Regions from separate parts of the Homo sapiens genome. Here region 1 is linked to region 2. A link is an interaction called in ENCODE POLR2A ChIA-PET data of the cell type or tissue named here. Cell type or tissue: HepG2. All regions are shown on one strand. Each heading gives the region's core, and the rest is flanking DNA. Links, peaks and the distances in the headings are about the cores only.

Region 1 (8,327 bases), core at 202-8,201, 220 kb after region 2:
GGTGAGATTTCTTACCAGCTCCTTGGATCTCTGCCTGTGGGACCCGGTCCAGTAAAGGTGGTAAAAGTCTTGGTTTTTTTCCCTTTCCAAAACTGGATTAACGGGAAAAAACGTATGTGAACCAGTTTGCTTATAAAATAAATTGATGGGCCGAGTGTGGTGACTCATGCCTGTAATCCCAGCACTGTGGGAGGCTGAGGCTGAAGGATCGCTTGAGGCCAGGAGTTCAAGAGCACCCTGGACAACACAGCAAGAGCCATCTCTGCCAAAATTTTATTTATTATTATTTTATTTATTTTTATTTATTTATTTATTCCAAGACAGAGTTTCCCTCTTGTTGCCCAGGCTGGAGTACAATGGCACAATCTCGGCTCACTGCAACCTCTGCCACCCAGGTTCTAGCGATTCTCCTGCCTCAGCCTCCCGAGTAGCTGGGATTACAGGCGTGCGCCACCACGCCCGGCTAATTTTTGCATTTTTAGTAGAGACGGGGGTTTCACCAAGTTGGTCAGGCTGATCTCAGGTGATCCACCTGTCCTGGCCTCCCAAAGTGCTGGGATTACAGGCATGAGCCACCACGCCAAGCCTTCTAAAAATGTGGAAAATAGCCGGGCATGGTGGTGTATGCCTGTGGTCCCAGCTACTTTGGAGGCTGAGGTGGGAAGATCACTTGAGCCCAGGAGATAGAGGCTGCAGTGAGTCACGATGGTGGCACTGCACTCCAGCCTGAGCGACAGAGCAAGACCTTGTCTCAAAAAAAGAAAAAAAAGACTTGTTTCCCCATCTACCTCCACTCTTTCTTCCTTTTGTCTCCTTCAATAGCACATGAAGAGATTTAAAAGAGACGAGTTAATGGGTGCAGCACACCAACATGGCACATGTATGCATATGTAACAAACCTGCACGTTGTGCACATGTACCCTAGAACTTAAAGTATAATAATAAAAAATATATATAAAATAAAAAAGAGACTTTTAGTGATTCTGAGCCTCCTTGAGGAGCTCAGCCAAAGCACCACAGACTTCCTTTTTGGGGTCTTCTGTCTTCCTCACGGAGCCCCAAGAGTCGAGGGTGGGGTCTAATCCTCTGCTCTCTTTTGCACTAAACTCCCTGATCTCTTTGGCTTTTGAAGGTCCAAGGGTTACTTTCTTCTCTTTTTTTTTGAGAGAGAGTCTTGCTCTTGTTGCCCAGGCTGGAGTGCAATGGCACAATCTCGGCTCACTACAACCTCCGCCTCCCGGGTTCAAGCGATTCTCCTGCCTCAGCCCACCGAGTAGTTAGGATTACAGGCATGTGCCACCACGCCCGGCTAATTTTGTATTTTTAGTAGAGACGGGGTTTCTCCATGTTGGTCAGGCTGGTTCTGAACTCCCGACCTCAGGTGATCCACCCGCCTTGGTCTCCCAAAGTGCTGGGATTACAGACGTGAGCCACCACACCGGGCCCAGGAGGGTTACTTTCTAAGGTAAGAAAACACTTGACCTTTGGTCATGGGATAACTAAGTAGTTACTGTCAATAGCTACAATTTTGAAGATAACTGACAAGGTTGGAATGAATGGTTATTACCACAGTGGGCAAATTTTATCCTCCTCATTTCTTCATGCATTGAGATAAGAAAAAACTCAGATTTCTGACTGAGCCAAGCAGAACTGACAGTAAAGTGTGCCTTGCAGCCCAGGCTGAGTGTGGGAGCTTTTAACAGCCTGTCCCTGGGCATTTCCCTCTTGGGCTTTGCCACTGGTCTAGGGGATCAGGGATTCAGCCTAGGAATGGGATCCGTGATTTCTGGGATCCAAGAGCTCTGCCTTCCAGCTGTGCCTGCTTTTTCTATAGGTGAGGCTTAGGCCAGTCCTGGAAACTCCACGTGCTTTCTCGGCTTTATCTGTAAATGGACTCAGTAATCCAGTTAAAAAACAGAAAGTAGGGCCGGGAGCGGTGGCTCACACCTGTAATCGCAGCACTTTGGGAGACCGAGGCGGGCGGATCATCTGAGTTCGGGAGTTCCAGACCAGCCTGACCAACATGGAGAAACACCCCCTGCCCCCCCACCACCCCATCTCTACTAAAAATGCAAAATTAGCCGGGCATGGTGGTGGGTGATTGTAATCCCAGCTACTCAGGAGGCTGAGGCAGGAGAATCACCTGAACCCGGGAGGCGGAGGTGGTGGTGAGCCGAGATCGTGCCATTGCACTCCAGCCTGGGCAAAAAGAGTGAAACTGTCTCAAAAAAAAGGAAAAAAAGAAAAGAAAAGAAAGAAAACCAGAACAGAAAGTAGGCCAGCACGCCTACAATCGCAACACTTTGGGGGCTGGAGGTGGGAGGATCTCTTGAGGTCAGGTGTTTGAGATCAGACTGGGCAACAGAGGGAGAACCAATCTCAAAAACAACAAAAGAACTTACATTCTTTCTCTTTGCCTTGAGATATAAATTGATATCCTGTTTTCTTTAAAATTTGGCTGGGCCCGGTGGCTTACGCCTGTCATCCCAGCGCTTTGGGAGGCAGAGGAGGGTGGATCACTTGAGGCCAGGAATTTGAGACTAGCCTGGGAAACATGGTGAACCCCATCTCTACTAAAAATACAAAAATTAGCCAGGCATGGTGGAGCACGCCTGTAAATCCCAGCTACTCAGATGGCTGAGGCACAAGAATCTCTTGAGCCCAGGAGGCAGAGGTTGCGGTGAGCTGAGATCGAGCCACTGCAGTCCAGCTTGGGTGACAGAGCAAGACTCTGTCTCAAAAATAAATAAATAGGCTGGGTGCGGTGGCTCACGCCTATAACTCAGCACTTTGGGAGGCTGAGGCAAGAGGATCCCTTAAACCCAGGAGTTCAAGACCAGCCTGGGCAACATAGTGAGACCCCATCTTTAAAAAAAATATACAAAAATTAGCCAAGTGTGGCAGTGAGTGCCTGTGGTCCCAGCTACTCGGGAGGCTGAGGCAGGAGGAGCACTTGAGCCCGGGAGGCAGAGGTTGCAGTGAGTTGTGTTTGCACCACTGCACACCAACCTGGGTGACAGAGCGAGACTGTGTCTCAAAAATAAACGAATAAAATATTATAATAGAGCATATATAGAAACCTCATCTCTGGCACTTTGTATTGGCATTGCAGATGAAGTACAGGAGATGACTGATATTCAATAATGGTGCTCGGAGATTTCGTTTTCCATATTAAAAAAAATGAATTTAATATATATATACACACACACACCCCATCTGGGTTTGTGTAAATATACTCTATGATGTTCATACAACATGAAATTGCCTAATAATACATTTCTCAGAACACATCCCTATTGTTAAGTGACCCATGACCATATTGTTGAATGAATGAAAGTATTTCCAGAATTTTACTTCCTGGGACAGTGTCCATGAAATCATCTCCAGGACTACTAGCCCTGTGCCAAGGACACTGAAACCTTTCATCTCTAAGCTGCTTTCCTGCTAAGCCATGGGGTTCTCTTTTCGCTCTGTTTGTACAATCCATTCAATTAATATGCATTAGACGTTCTATGTGTTTCCCCGGTTGCTCTAAGAAGGTAACACACAACTGGGTCCCTCAAAGCAAAAGAAAATCATTCTCCTTTAGTTTTTCTTTTTTCTTTTTTTTTTTTTTTTTTTGAGACAGGGTCTCACTCTGTCTCCCAGGTTGGAGTGATCTTGGCTCACTGCAGCCTCCGCCTCCTGTTTAAGCAATTCTCCCACCTCAGCCTCCCAAGCAGCTGCGGTTACAGGCATACACCATCACGCCCGGCTAATTTTTGTGTTTTTAGTAGAGATGGGGTTTCGCCATGTTAGGCAGGCTGGCCTCAAACTTCTGACCTCAGGTGACCCACCTGCCTCGGCCTCCCAAAGTGCTGGAATTACAGGTGTGAGTCATCACGCCCAGCCCGTTCTCCCTTAGTTCTGGAGGCCCAGAGTTAATCTCTGCCTTTGTCATCATGTGGCTTTCCTTTCTTTGGTGTCTGTGTGGTCACCCGTCATAACGGATTAGGGACACCACACACCCTACTCCAGTATAACCTGGACTTAACCAGTTACACCTACAATTATCTTACTGTAAACCACAAATAAAATTCTCAGTCCCCCAGGTAACTGAATGGACCCTCCCTCTAGACCAAGGGCATTCTAAAGTAAACCTGAAACACTAGTTCAGCCCAGGATGGGACTGGGTGGCTGGACATGCCTCATTATACCCTCCTGCCATTGTAATTCAGGCTCAGCTGACCAGTGTTTAACATCAACACAGACCTCAAGACTGACCAGGGCTGGGCACGGTGGCTCATGCCTGTAATCCCCGCAATTTGGGAGGCCGAGGTGGGCGGATCACTTGAGGTCAGGAGTTCCAGACCAGCCTGGACAACATGGTGAAACCCCATCTCTACTGAACATACAAAAAATTAGCCAGGCATGGTGGTGTGCTCCTGTTATCTCAGCTACTCAGGAGGCTGAGGCAGGAGAATCACTTGAACCTGGGAGGCGGAGGTTGCAGTGAACCGAGATTGTGCCACTGCACTCCAGCCTGGGTGACGGACTGAGGTCCTACTTGGGGCTAGGACTTTAATATATGAACTTGGCCAAGGGAGGCTGGGTGCAGTGACTCACGCCTGTAATCCCAGCACTTTGGGAGGCTGAGGCAGGAGGATAACCTATGGTCAGGAGTTCGAGACCAGCCTGGCCAACATGGTGAGACCCCATCTCTACTAAAAATACAAAAATTAGCAGGGAGTGGTGGCAGGTGCCTGTAGTCCAAGCTACTCAGGAAGCTGAGGCAAGAGAATCACTTGAACCTGGGAGGCGGAGGTTGCAGTGGGCTGAGATCGCACCACTGCTCTCTAGCCTGGGTGACAGAGAGAGTCTCTGTCTCAAAAAAATGAAACAAGGAAACTTGGCCGGGGACTCGTCACAAGTCAAACCATAAGGAACATGTGCTGTGCACTGGATACTGTCTGAGGTGCTGGGGTATGCAATCCCCTTCTTTAGGGGACTTAAGTGGCCCCTGTCCTGCTCAGCTTCCTTTTGTCCCCTTCTGGTGAGGGACAGGGCGGGCTTTTAGGTGTCTGTCCAACTTCTGCTTTGGAATTTGCAAATGCAGTAAGAAACTCAGTAAATATTTATTGATGAATTAGTGCAGCTTGTTGGCAGCTTGCCAGCTTCTGCTTGGGCTTTTGTAATGTGAAAGCTGTTGGCTGGGCACAGTGGCTCACGCCTGTCATCCCAGAAGTTTGGGAGGCCGAGGTGGAAGGATCACTTGCGGTCAGACCAGCCTGGCCAAAATGGCAAAACCCCATCTCTACTAAAAATACAAAAATCAGCTGGATGTGGCAGCGGGTGCCTAAAATCCCACTTGGGAGGCTGAGGTGGGAGGACTGCTTGAACCCAGGAGGCGGAGGTTGCAGTGAGCTGAGATGGCGCCACTGCACTCCAGCCTGGGCGAAAGAGCCATCGCACTCAGCCCTCCTCCTGAGTTTTTTTTTTTTTTTCTTTGAGACGGAGTCTCACTCTGTCACCAGGCTGGAGTGCAGTGGCGCGATCTCAGCTCACAGCAACCTCTGCCTCCTGGGTTCAAGCGATTCTCCTGCCTCAGCCTCCTGAGTAGCTGGGATTACAGGCACCTGCCACCACGCCCAGCTAATTTTTGTATTTTTAGTAGAGACGGGGTTTCACCGTGTTGGCCAGGATGGTCTCGATCTCTCGACCTGGTGATCCACCCGCCTGGGCCTCCCAAAGTGCTGGGATTACAGGCATGAGCCACCGTGCCTGGCCCCTCCTGTGTTCTTTAACACCTCCCAAGCCCAAACCCTGTTACTGGCAGCAAATCCGTGTGGGTCTGCAGCAACCTCAATTCTTGTCTCCTAAGAAGAAAGAATTCGACTGAGGGGAATAGGCAGAAGGAAAGACCAAGGCAGCCTGGGCAATAGGCTCTCATTTAGAGCAGGAGAGAAAGTTTATTGAAAAGCTTTAGAGCAGGGACAAAAGGAATGAAAGTACACTTGGAAGAGGGCTAAGCGGGCGACATGAAAGACAAGTGTGCAGTTTGACCTTTTGAGTTGGGGTTTTATATGTTGGCACACTTCTGGGGTCTTGCGTCCCTTCTCCCCAGTTCCTCCCTTGGGGTGGGCTGTTCACTTAGGCGGTGGCCTACCAGCGCCTGGGTGGGGAGCATGCGCAGTGTGTTTACTGAAGTTATACGCGTGCTCACTTGAAGCGTTCTTCCCTTACCCACTGAATGTCCCCAGGAGGTCATGTACCAATTAAACTCTGCTATTTTGCCTCTTAGTGCACATGCTTGTGCCCACTCGCCGAACTCCCAAGATCTTATTGGGAAGCTGCTGATCACCAGCTTCGGGTGTTTTCTTTTCTTTTTCTTTTTTTGAGATGGAGTTTCTCTCTTGTTGCCCAGGCTGGAGTGCAATGGCGCGATCTCAGCTCGCTGCAACCTCCACCTCCCAGGTTCAAGCGATTCTCCTGCCTCAGCCTCCCAAATAGCTGGGATTACAGGCGCGCATCACCACACCGGCTAATTTTTTTTTTTTTTGAGACGGAGTCTCACTCTGTCGCCCAGGCTGGAGTGCACTGGCGCGATCTCTGCTCACTGCAAGCTCTGCCTCCCGGGTTCACGCCATTCTCCTGCCTCAGCCTCCCGAGTAGCTGGGACTACAGGAGCCCGCCCGCCACCACGCCCGGCTAATTTTTTTGTATTTTTTCTTTTTTTTAGTAGAGACGGGGTTTCACCTTGTTAGCCAGGATGGTCTTGATCTCCTGAATTCGTGATCCGCCAGGCTCGGCTTCCCAAAGTGCTCGATTACAGGCATGAGCCACCGTGCCCGGCCTAATTTTTGTATTTTTATTAGAGACAGGGTTTCGCCACGTTGGCCAGGCTGGTCTTGAACTCCTGACCTCAGGTGATCCGCCCACCTCGGGCCCCCAAGTGCTGGGATTATAGGCGTGAGCCACCACACCTGGCCAGCTTCGGGTGTTTTCTGTCTACTGGGAGACTACCATTCCTTGGCACCAGCTGCAAGCAATTTATTTATTTATTTATTTAATTTTATTGAGACAGGGTCTTATTCTGTTGCCCAGGCTGGAGTACAGTGGTGTGATCATGGCTCACTGCAGCCTCAACCTCCCAAGCTCAGGTGATCCTCCCACCTCAGCCTCCTGATTATCTGGGACCATGGGTGTGTGCCACCAGGCACAGCTAATTTTTGTAGAGATGAGGTTTCAATATGTTTCCCAGGCTGGTCTCGAACTCCTGGGCTCAAGGGATCCCCCTCCAACTCAGCTCTCAAAGTGTTGGGATTACAGAAATGAGCCACTGCACCCAACCTTGAAAAGGTTTCAAATGGGAAAGAGATGTGATTGGAATGTTTTCTAAACCACTGCACCTACATTTGGTGGAAATGTTTAATGCATGTAAATGATCATTGTATATGTCAAGTTTTTTTAATGTCCAAAAGGAGCATTACACCAATAAAACACAGGAAAACTCGCACTGCAATTACTTAATCCAACTTGCACCCGTACTGAGCTTTCTCAGAGTGGCATTAGGTTCTCGGGGGTTAGGCAGTGCCAGGTGTGAGGTATCTTTTTCCAGTAACTGTCACACACGCTGCTGCTGAGATGGCCATGATTTGGTCTTAGTGGCCCCTGGGGGTCAGGTTGCTGCTTCCAGGATCTGAGGAGTGTCTTTTCTGCCCTCACTGTGACGCCTTCTTCCCTGCGCCCAGGGTGCTACCTGCACCTAAACCCCTCCCCTGTCCATCGCAGGGGAATCCCTCCTCATAGGTGTGTCCCTGCAAATCCTGTCTTCCCTGGAATTCTATTTTTTTTTTTTTTTTTGCGATGGAGTCTCGCTCTGTGGCCCAGGCTGGAGTGCAGTGGTATGATCTCGGTTTACTGCAACCTCTGCTTCCCAATTCAAGCTATCCTCCTGCTTCAGCCTCCGGAGTAGCTGGGATTAGGGGCACGCACCACCGTGCCTGGCTTTTTGTATTTTTAGTAGAGACTGGGTTTCGCCATGTTGGCCAGGCTGGTCTCGAACTCCTGACCTCAAGTGATCCACCAGCCTTGGCTTCCCAAAGGGCTGGGATTACAGGCGTGCCACCGCACCCGGCCCTTCCCTCACATTCTTTTGTGATAAGGCCCACTAACTCCAAAGCCAAAATTCCTAGTTGCCCAGAAAATCGAGTTCCCCTATCCTTCAGGGCAGGGATGGCTTCGTCCTGGGACGTGAGTGCAAAATATCTGGGCTCTGTGCTACCAGTGCTGCCAGGAAGGAGAGGGCAAAACTGCGTTTCCATTGGAAAGCAATGCCAGTGTTCCTG
Region 2 (8,327 bases), core at 222-8,221:
GCAGGAGAATCGCTTGAACCCGGGAGGCGGAGGTTGCAGTGAGCCGAGATTGTGCCATTGCACTCCAGCCTGGGGGAAAACAGCGAGATTTCGTCTCAAAAAAAAAAAAAAAAAGAAAAGAAAAGAAACGACTCAGCCCTCTACCAGCCTCCAACCTCAGAGAACACCAGCAGGAATGGTGAGCTGGCTCACGTCTGGGACTCTGTCCCCTTCTCCCCTTCCGCAAAGCTACCCTCAATCCTCTGCCTCCGGACCCACTCCCATTACCGTCTGGATCAGCAGCTCCAGGTCGCGGGCCTCGAATGTATGCTGGTTCTGAGGGTCCAGGTGTTCAAACTGTTTCAGGAGATTCAGATGATCCACCTGTACATCTGGAAGAGAGGGAAGAGTCCAACACCTGAGGGCATGTTCTTTCAGAACCCCCATCTTGGGCCAGACATGATCCAAAGAAGTCACGGACAGCACTAGGGAAGCCCAGAAGACAGCTTGAACCTGGGGCAATCAGGGAAGGCTTCCTGGAGGAGGTGATCCCACGACTGAGTCTGATGCTTACAATAATAACCATAATAAAAACTAACATGTAGTGCCTACTTACTAGATGCCAGGCCATGCCCTAAGCACTTTAACTGTATTAATTCATTCACTTTCCACAAAATCCTGACAACAAGGGTTTTATGATTATCCCCATTTTATGAATGTGAAAACTGAGACCCCTTGAGGGGTTGTGACTGGTCTAGGGTACCAGCTAGCAAGTGGCAGAGCAAGGATGGGAACCAGCCATTGGACATCCAAAAACCATGACACTCAACCATTTCTTTTTTTCTTTTCCTTCTTTTTTTTTTTTTTTGAGACAGGGTTTCACTCTGCAGTGGCAGGATCTCGGCTCGCTGCAACCTCCGCCTCCCAGGCTCAAGCAATCCTCCTGCCTCAGCCCCGAGTAACTGGGACTACAGGTGCATGCCACCACACTCGGCTAATTTTTGTATTTTTAGTAGAAACAGAAACAGGGTTTCACCATGTTGGCCAGGCTGGTCTTGAACTCCTGACCTCAGGTGATCCACCCACCTCGGCCTCCCAAAGTGTTGTGATTACAGGTGTGAGCCACCACGCCCAGCCTCAACCACTCTTTAAAAAAAACAAACAAGGCTGGGTGCGGTGGCTCACGCCTGTAATCCCAGCACTTTGGGAGGCCAAGGGGGGCGGATCACAAGATCAAGAGATTGAGACCATCCTGGCCAACATGGTGAAACCCCATCTCTAATAAAAACATAAAAAATTAGCTGGGCATGGTGGTGCGCACCTGTAGCCCCAGCTACTTGGGAGGCTGAGGCAGGGGAATCACTGGAACCTGGGAGGCGGAGGTTGCAGTGAGCCGAGATCACGCCACTGCACCAGCCTGGTGACAGAGTGAGACTCCGTCTGAAAAATAAATAAATAAAATAAATACATACATACAAACAAAAGAAAAACATCAAAATTTTTGATAAAGCATCAACCAATCTTAGGGGTTAAATTGCACGCTCCTAAGTTTCTATGTTGAAGTCCTAAGCCCCAGTACCTCAGAATGTGACCTGATTTGGAGACTAGGTCTTTACAGAGGGAATCAGGTTAAGATGAGGTCATTACTGTGGGCCCTAATCCAACATGATTGGTGACCTTATAAAAGGCAGAAATTTATGACTGGGCACAGTGGCTCATGCCTGTAATCCCAGCACTTTGGGAGACTGAGGTGGGAGGATCACTTGGGCTCAGGCATTCGAGACCAGCGTGGGCAACATGGTGAAACCCCATCTCTACAAAAAATATAAAAATTAGCTGTGTGCAGTGGTGTGTGCCTGTAGTCCCAGCTGCTCAGGAGGCTAAGGCAGGAGAATCACTTGAGCGTGGGAGGGGGAGGATGCAGTGAGCCGAGATCGCACCACTGCACTCTAGCCTGGAGGATAGAAGTGAAACCCTGTCTCAAAATAATAATAGGCCGGGCGCGGTGGCTCACACCTGTAATCCTAGCACTTTGGGAGGCCAAGGCGGGTGGATCACCTGAGGTCAGGAATTCGAAACCAGCCTGCCCAACATGGCAAAACTCCATCTGTACTAAAAATACAAAATTATCCAGGCGTGGTGGCGCGTGCTTGTAATCCCAGCTACTTAGGAGTCTGAGGCAGGAGAATCGCTTGAACCTGGGAGGCAGAGGTTGCAGTGAGCTGAGATCGCGCCACCGCACTCCAGCCTGGGCAACGAGAGCAAAACTCTGTCTTGGAAAAAAAAAAAAATAATAATAATAATAATTAATAAAAAATAATAATGGAAGGAGAAATTTGGGCCAGGCACACAGAGAGGAAAGATGGTGTGAAAATGCAGTGAGAAGACGGCCATCTGCAAGCCAAGGAGAGGGGCCTGGTACAGATCCTCCCTCATAGCCCCAGAAGGAACCAACCCTGCCAATACTTTCACTTTGGACTCTGACTGCAGGCCATGAGACAGTCAAGTTCTGTTGCTGAAGCACCTGGTCAGTGGTACTTGGTTACAGCGGCCTCAGCAAACAAGTGCAGCCTCCCTCATATGGGAGTTTCCAAGTAGTCAGGAAGGGGTAGGGTTTCCAGGCAGGAAAGGACAGCGCACACGCTGCCAACACACACTTACCGCACGCATGTCTCCCGAGGCTTCTAGGGGCCCAGGCCTGCGCTGTGCAATGCTGGACCCAAAATGAATCAGCCTGGCCCTGGCCTCCAGTGGCCCTTGGTTAGGTGGGGAGAAAGACACACACACACACACACACACACACACACACACACACACACCCCTTGGTCAAGTGGGCAGAAAGACACACACACACACACACACACACACACACACACACACACACACACACACGGGCAGCTAGAATTTGGGAGACCTAGGCTGCAGTGGAGGCAGCTCCGGCCCTGGCTGAGCCCAGAGGAGTGACAGGTGTGCAGGACACAGGTACAAACTGAATCTCAAATTCATTATTTGTGCCAGGGACGTGTGTTGAGCCGCTATTCCAGGCTGACCCAGCGCCGGCCGCTATGGACACAGCAGGAATCAAATGATGACAGAATTCTGACTCTTGGAGGCCAGGCGGGGTGGCTCATGCCTGTAATCTCAGCAATTTGGGAGGCTGAGGCGGGTGGATCACCTGAGGTCAGGAGTTTGAGACCAGCCTGGCCAACATGGTGAAACCCTGTCTCTACTAAAGATACAAAATTAGCCAGGTATGGTGGCGGGCACCTGTAATCCCAGATACTCAGGAGGCTGAGGCAGGAGAATCGCTTGAACCTGGGAGGCAGAGGTTGCAGTGAGCCGAGATCGCGCCACTGCACTCCAGCCTGGGCGACAGAGTGAGACTCTGTCTCAAAAACAACAACAACCAAAAGAGTTCTGCCTCTTGGAGCACCCAGTCTAGAGAGACAGAGAACAGGCGACCAAGGGATGAACAAAGGAATACCAAGGACACAAATAACACAGAGGCTCCTTCACACAGGACAGCCGGGGCGGTGACACCCTGAGGAGGTGACATTCCAGGGGAGATGGAAGGTCCATGGACCAGGCAAAGAGCCCTGAGAAAGAATGTCACGGGAGAGCGGGGCGAACGGACAAAGGTCCCAAGGCTGCACGCCAGCAATTTCTAAAAATGCTGACGCAAGAAGGTCAGGGTGCATACGGGAAGGGCAGGGTTGGGCGGGTGTGGCCAAGGTCCACCCAGGCTCCGAGCAGACAAGAGGAACATGAATGCGGGCCTGAGGGCACTGGGGTGCCGGGGGCAGGCTCTGGGCAGAGGAGGGACGGGAAGAGCCTGGGTGTTGTGGCAGCTGGATACTGGTGCCCTAAAAGATATCCACATCCTGATCCCCGGAACCTGTGAATGCGTGACCTTTCCGGGCTAAGGGGTCCTGGCGGATGGGATTACATTAAAGACCTTAAGATGGGGGCCAAGGCTGGTGGCTCAGGCCTGTAATCCCAGCACTTTGGAAGGCCGAGACAGGAGGATCACTTGAAGTCAGGAGTTCAAGACCAGCCTGGCCAACATGGCAAAATCAAGTATCTACTAAAAATACAAAATTAGCCAGGTGTGGTGGCACACACCTGTAATCCCAGCTACTTGGGAGGCTGAGGCAGGAGAATTGCTTGAACCCAGGAGGCGGAGGTTGCAGTGAGCCGAGATCGCGCCACTGTAGTGCAGCCTGGGAGACAGAGCAAGATTCTGTCTCACCAAAAAAAAAAAAAAAAAAGGCCAGGCGCGGTGGCTCACACCTGTAATCCCAGCACTTTGGGAGGCCGAGGTGGGCGGATCACGAGGTTAGAGATCAAGACCATCCTGGCTAATACAGTGAAATTCCGTCTCTACTAAAAATACAAAAAATTAGCTGGGCATGGTGGCGGGCGCCTGTAGTCCCAGCTACTTGGGAGGCTGAGGCACAAGAATGGCGTGAATCCAGGAGGCGGAGCTTGCAGTGAGCCGAGATTGCACCACTGCACTCCAGCCTGGGTGACAGAGCGAGACTCTGTCTCAAAAAAAAAAAAAGAAAGATATTAGCTGAGCAAGGAAAAACAGTGTGACCTGATAAATCTCCCGATTTTATCGCTGTACTTATGCAAGAGTATCACACTGAAATGTGTAAGGGTGATGAGATGGTGACTGTGGTGAAGTCCCAAACGTGAGTGACAAAGCAAATGGAGCAAATGTTAACTAGAGAAGCCAGGTCAGGGGTGTTTGGGAGTTTTCTGTACTACTCTTACAACTTTTCTAAAAGTTTGAAGTTCTTTCAACTTTTTTTTTTTGAGATGGGATCTTGTTCTGTCGCCCAGGCTGGAGTACAGTGGCGCAGTCATGGCTCACTATAGCCTTGACATCCCAGGCTCAACGATCCTCCCACCTCAGCTTCCTAAGGAGGTGGGACCACAGGCATGCATTACCATGCCCAGCTTATTTTTTAATATTTTTTATAGAGACAGGGGTCTTGCTATGTTGCCCAGGCTGGTTTTGAACTTCTGGGCTCGAGTGATTCTCCTGCCTCAAAAAGTGTTGGAATTGCAGGCGTGAGCCACTGCACCCGGCCTCTACCAGAATTTTAAATGACAATTTTTTTTTTTTTTTTTTGAGTCAGAGTTTCACTCTGTTGTCCAGGCTGGAGTGCAATGGTGCGATCTCGGCTCACTACAACCTCCGCCTCCCGGGTTCAACCAATTCTCCTGCCTTAGCCTCCTGAGCAGCTAGGATTACAGGCGTGCACCACCATGCCCGGCTAATTTAGTATTTTTAGCAGATATGGGGTTTCACCATGTTGGCCAGATAGTCTCCAATTCCCGACCTCAGGTGACCTGCTTGCCTCAGCCTCCCAAAGTACTGGGATTACAGCCGTGGGCCACTGTGCCCAGCCCATGATAAAGATTTTTAAAAACAACAAATGGAAACAGAATATAAACAAACAACATTGTAATGTTAATATTAAATCATGCTGGGAGGAACACTGGGGCAATCTCCCACGCACATTTCAGCACATTTCGCAGCGGGGAGGGAGGCCTCACCTGCCTAGCACACAACCACCTGGAGGCCGGGAGTGAGGCCACCCTTCCCCACCCCTCCCTGCCTGTCCCTCCCGCCCTGCCCCTGCTCACTGGGATCCTGCTCGGCGTCCATCTTGGCCTTGAGCAGCATCCGCAGCCGTGACACCTCCTGTCGCTTGAGCTCATCCAGCTTGGTGCGGACGTGGTGGCTGACAAAGTCCAGCTCTCGGCTCAGCTTCCCGCTCTGACAGGAGAGGAGACCCTGGTCAGCCTGGGGGCCTGCTCTCTGTCTTCTCTGGAAGCTTCTTATAAGCTTTCTCATGCCCCAGTCTTATACTGCCCCTTCCCTGCTTATAGTCCCCCAGCTCCTCAGAGTCTCCAGGAAGGACAGCTCCCAGCCCGTCAGCCTGGCATTCAAGGCCCTGCCCACCTGTGCTGCCCCATCTCCTGTCATTCATCAAGCCACATGTTTAGGGGCCAGGTGCGGTGGGTCACGCCTGTAATCCCAGCACTTTGGGAGGCTGAGGTGGGAGGATCTCAAGATCAGCCTGGGCAACATGGCAAGTCCCTGTCTCTAGAAACAATACAAAATTAGCCGTGCATGGTGGTGAGACCCAGGTCCATGAGAAGGACAGATCCTGATACGAGGGTTCAGTGTCCTACTCAGTGAAATGGGGACAATGATGGTGCTCCTAGAGGCCTGATATGGGAGTTCATGGTGATGTAAGGGACACCAGCACCTCCCTTATTTTGAATTCTTCCTCTGTAGAAGGCACCATAGGAGCATTCTGTTGACGCAGCCCTCCCACAACACTTGCTAAGGAGTGTCACCATGCTCTTCCAAACCCTTTACACATCTTCCTTTGGAAAATCCAAACCCCAAAATCCTTCCCTTGGAAAATCCAAATCCGAACTGTGCAGCAGGTTCTATGATGTCTCCCATTTTACAGGTGGGGAAACTGAGGCACGGTGAGGGGAGGCCCCATAGCTGGTAAGCGGCGGAGCTGCGACTGAAAGCCTGCCCACGGGACTCTGCACTAAACACGTATTCTGTGTTCCCCAAAGCTCTTCCCAGCTTGTGACCCCAAGAAGCAACTTCTCCCTGAGTCTTACTTTGGTGATTTTCAAATACAGGCACAGCTGGAGCCATGTGGCCCCTTTGAAGAAACCAGTATGGTCAGGCATGGTGGCTCATGCCTGTAATCCCAACACTTTGGGAAGCCGAGATGGGAGGATCACGAGGTCAGGAGTTCGAGACCAGCCTGGCCAACATGGTGAAACCCCGTCTCTACTAAAAATACAAAAATTAGTCAGGCATGGTGGTGTACGCCTGTAATCCCAGCTACTTGGGAGGTTGAGGCAGGAGAACTGCTTGAACCTGCGGGGTGGAGGTGCAGTGAGCTGAGATCGCACCATCGCACTCCAGCCTGGGTGACAGAGCAAGACTCCGTCTCAAAAAAAAAAAAAAAGAAACCAGTCCTCCCCTGAACTCTGCCCTCCCAGCACGTACCCCTCCCACAGCCCCCACTCCCCCAGCCGCACCTTGATGTCCTCCGCATTGGCAGCCTGCAGCTTCTCTCGGAAATGCCCATCCGTCTCCAGTACATCGATGACCTCCTGGAGGTACCGGTGGTAGTACAGGCCTGTGTCCTGAGGCAACAAGGACAGACATAGCAGCCCCTGCTCCCATCCCCATCCCCACCCTCACTCCTGTTACTGCTATGGCCTGCTCCCTGGGGCAGCTGACAAGGGACTCAGTTTTTACCTTTTCCCACATATGCAGCAAAGATGAAATGAAAATCACATCAGTGAACACCCAGCCCAATACTGCCCAGAGTGGGTGCTCAGAGTGGACATGACTTGTTGGGAAGCTGTGAATCATACTTTTATCCATCCATCCAACCATCCATCCATCCATGCATCCACCCATTCATCCATGCATCCACCCACCCATCCATCCATACATCCCACCCACCCATCCATACATACATCCTACCCACCCATCTATCCACCCATCATCCATCCATCCATCCACCCATCCATCCACTCATCCATCCATCCACCCACCCACCCATCCATCCATCCATCCACCCATCCATCCATCCACCCACCCATCCATCCATCCATCCATCCATCCACTCATCCATCCATCCATCCACTCATCCACCTGCCCATCCATCCACCCACCTATCCATCCATCCATCCATCTATCCATCCATCCATCCACTCATCCACCCACCCATCCATCCACCCGCCCATCCATCCACTCATCCATCCATCCACCCACCCATCCATCCATCCACCCACCCATCCATCCATCCACTCATCCACCCACCCATCCATCCACCCGCCCATCCATCCAACCACCCGTCCATCCATCCATCCACTCATCCACCCACCCATCCATCCACCCGCCCATCCATCCACTCATCCATCCATCCACCCACCCATCGATCCATCCACCCACCCATCCATCCATCCACTCATCCACCCACCCATCCATCCACCCGCCCATCCATCCACCCGCCCATCCATCCAACCACCCATCCATCCATCCATCCACTCATCCACCCACCCATCCATCCACCCGCCCATCCATCCAACTGCCCATCCATCTACCCACCCGCCCATGCATGCATTCATTCATTCAACAAACATTCACCAGGCCCCTATCATATGCCAGGCACTGTGAACAACACAGACAAAAGTCCCAGGCCTCCTAGTCCCACCCCCGTCATGCGTAGCTGGGTGGGACTTTACTCTCCCTGGGCCTTCTATGCTCTTACTATTTATAAAATAGGCAA

What was found. Peaks named below come from ENCODE experiments on the same cell type or tissue, not always from the same donor. Only the 100,000 strongest peaks of a DNase experiment are listed, where the experiment ranks them.
Region 1: POLR2A ChIA-PET joins it to region 2 with 7 read pairs; 2 of 35 experiments call an interaction of 5 or more read pairs at or near these places.

What each region holds. Positions count from the first base shown.
Region 1 is chr19:48,681,340-48,689,666 of GRCh38, reverse strand. It overlaps the pseudogene SEC1P. Among named protein-coding and RNA genes, the nearest start is that of FUT2, 10 kb to the left of the region's middle. RefSeq lists a silencer at 6,683-6,957. In HepG2, for the core only: no CTCF peak of the experiment used is centred there; DNase peaks (open chromatin) are centred at 3,386, 3,936 and 5,146.
Region 2 is chr19:48,903,193-48,911,519 of GRCh38, reverse strand. NUCB1 (nucleobindin 1) reads right to left here. Exons shown (of 13, transcript NM_006184.6): 3 at 7,066-7,173; 4 at 5,635-5,767; 5 at 268-371. NUCB1-AS1 (NUCB1 antisense RNA 1) reads left to right here. Exons shown (of 2, transcript NR_046633.1): 2 at 346-590. Among named protein-coding and RNA genes, the nearest start is that of NUCB1, 7.0 kb to the right of the region's middle. In HepG2, for the core only: no CTCF peak of the experiment used is centred there; a DNase peak (open chromatin) is centred at 3,629.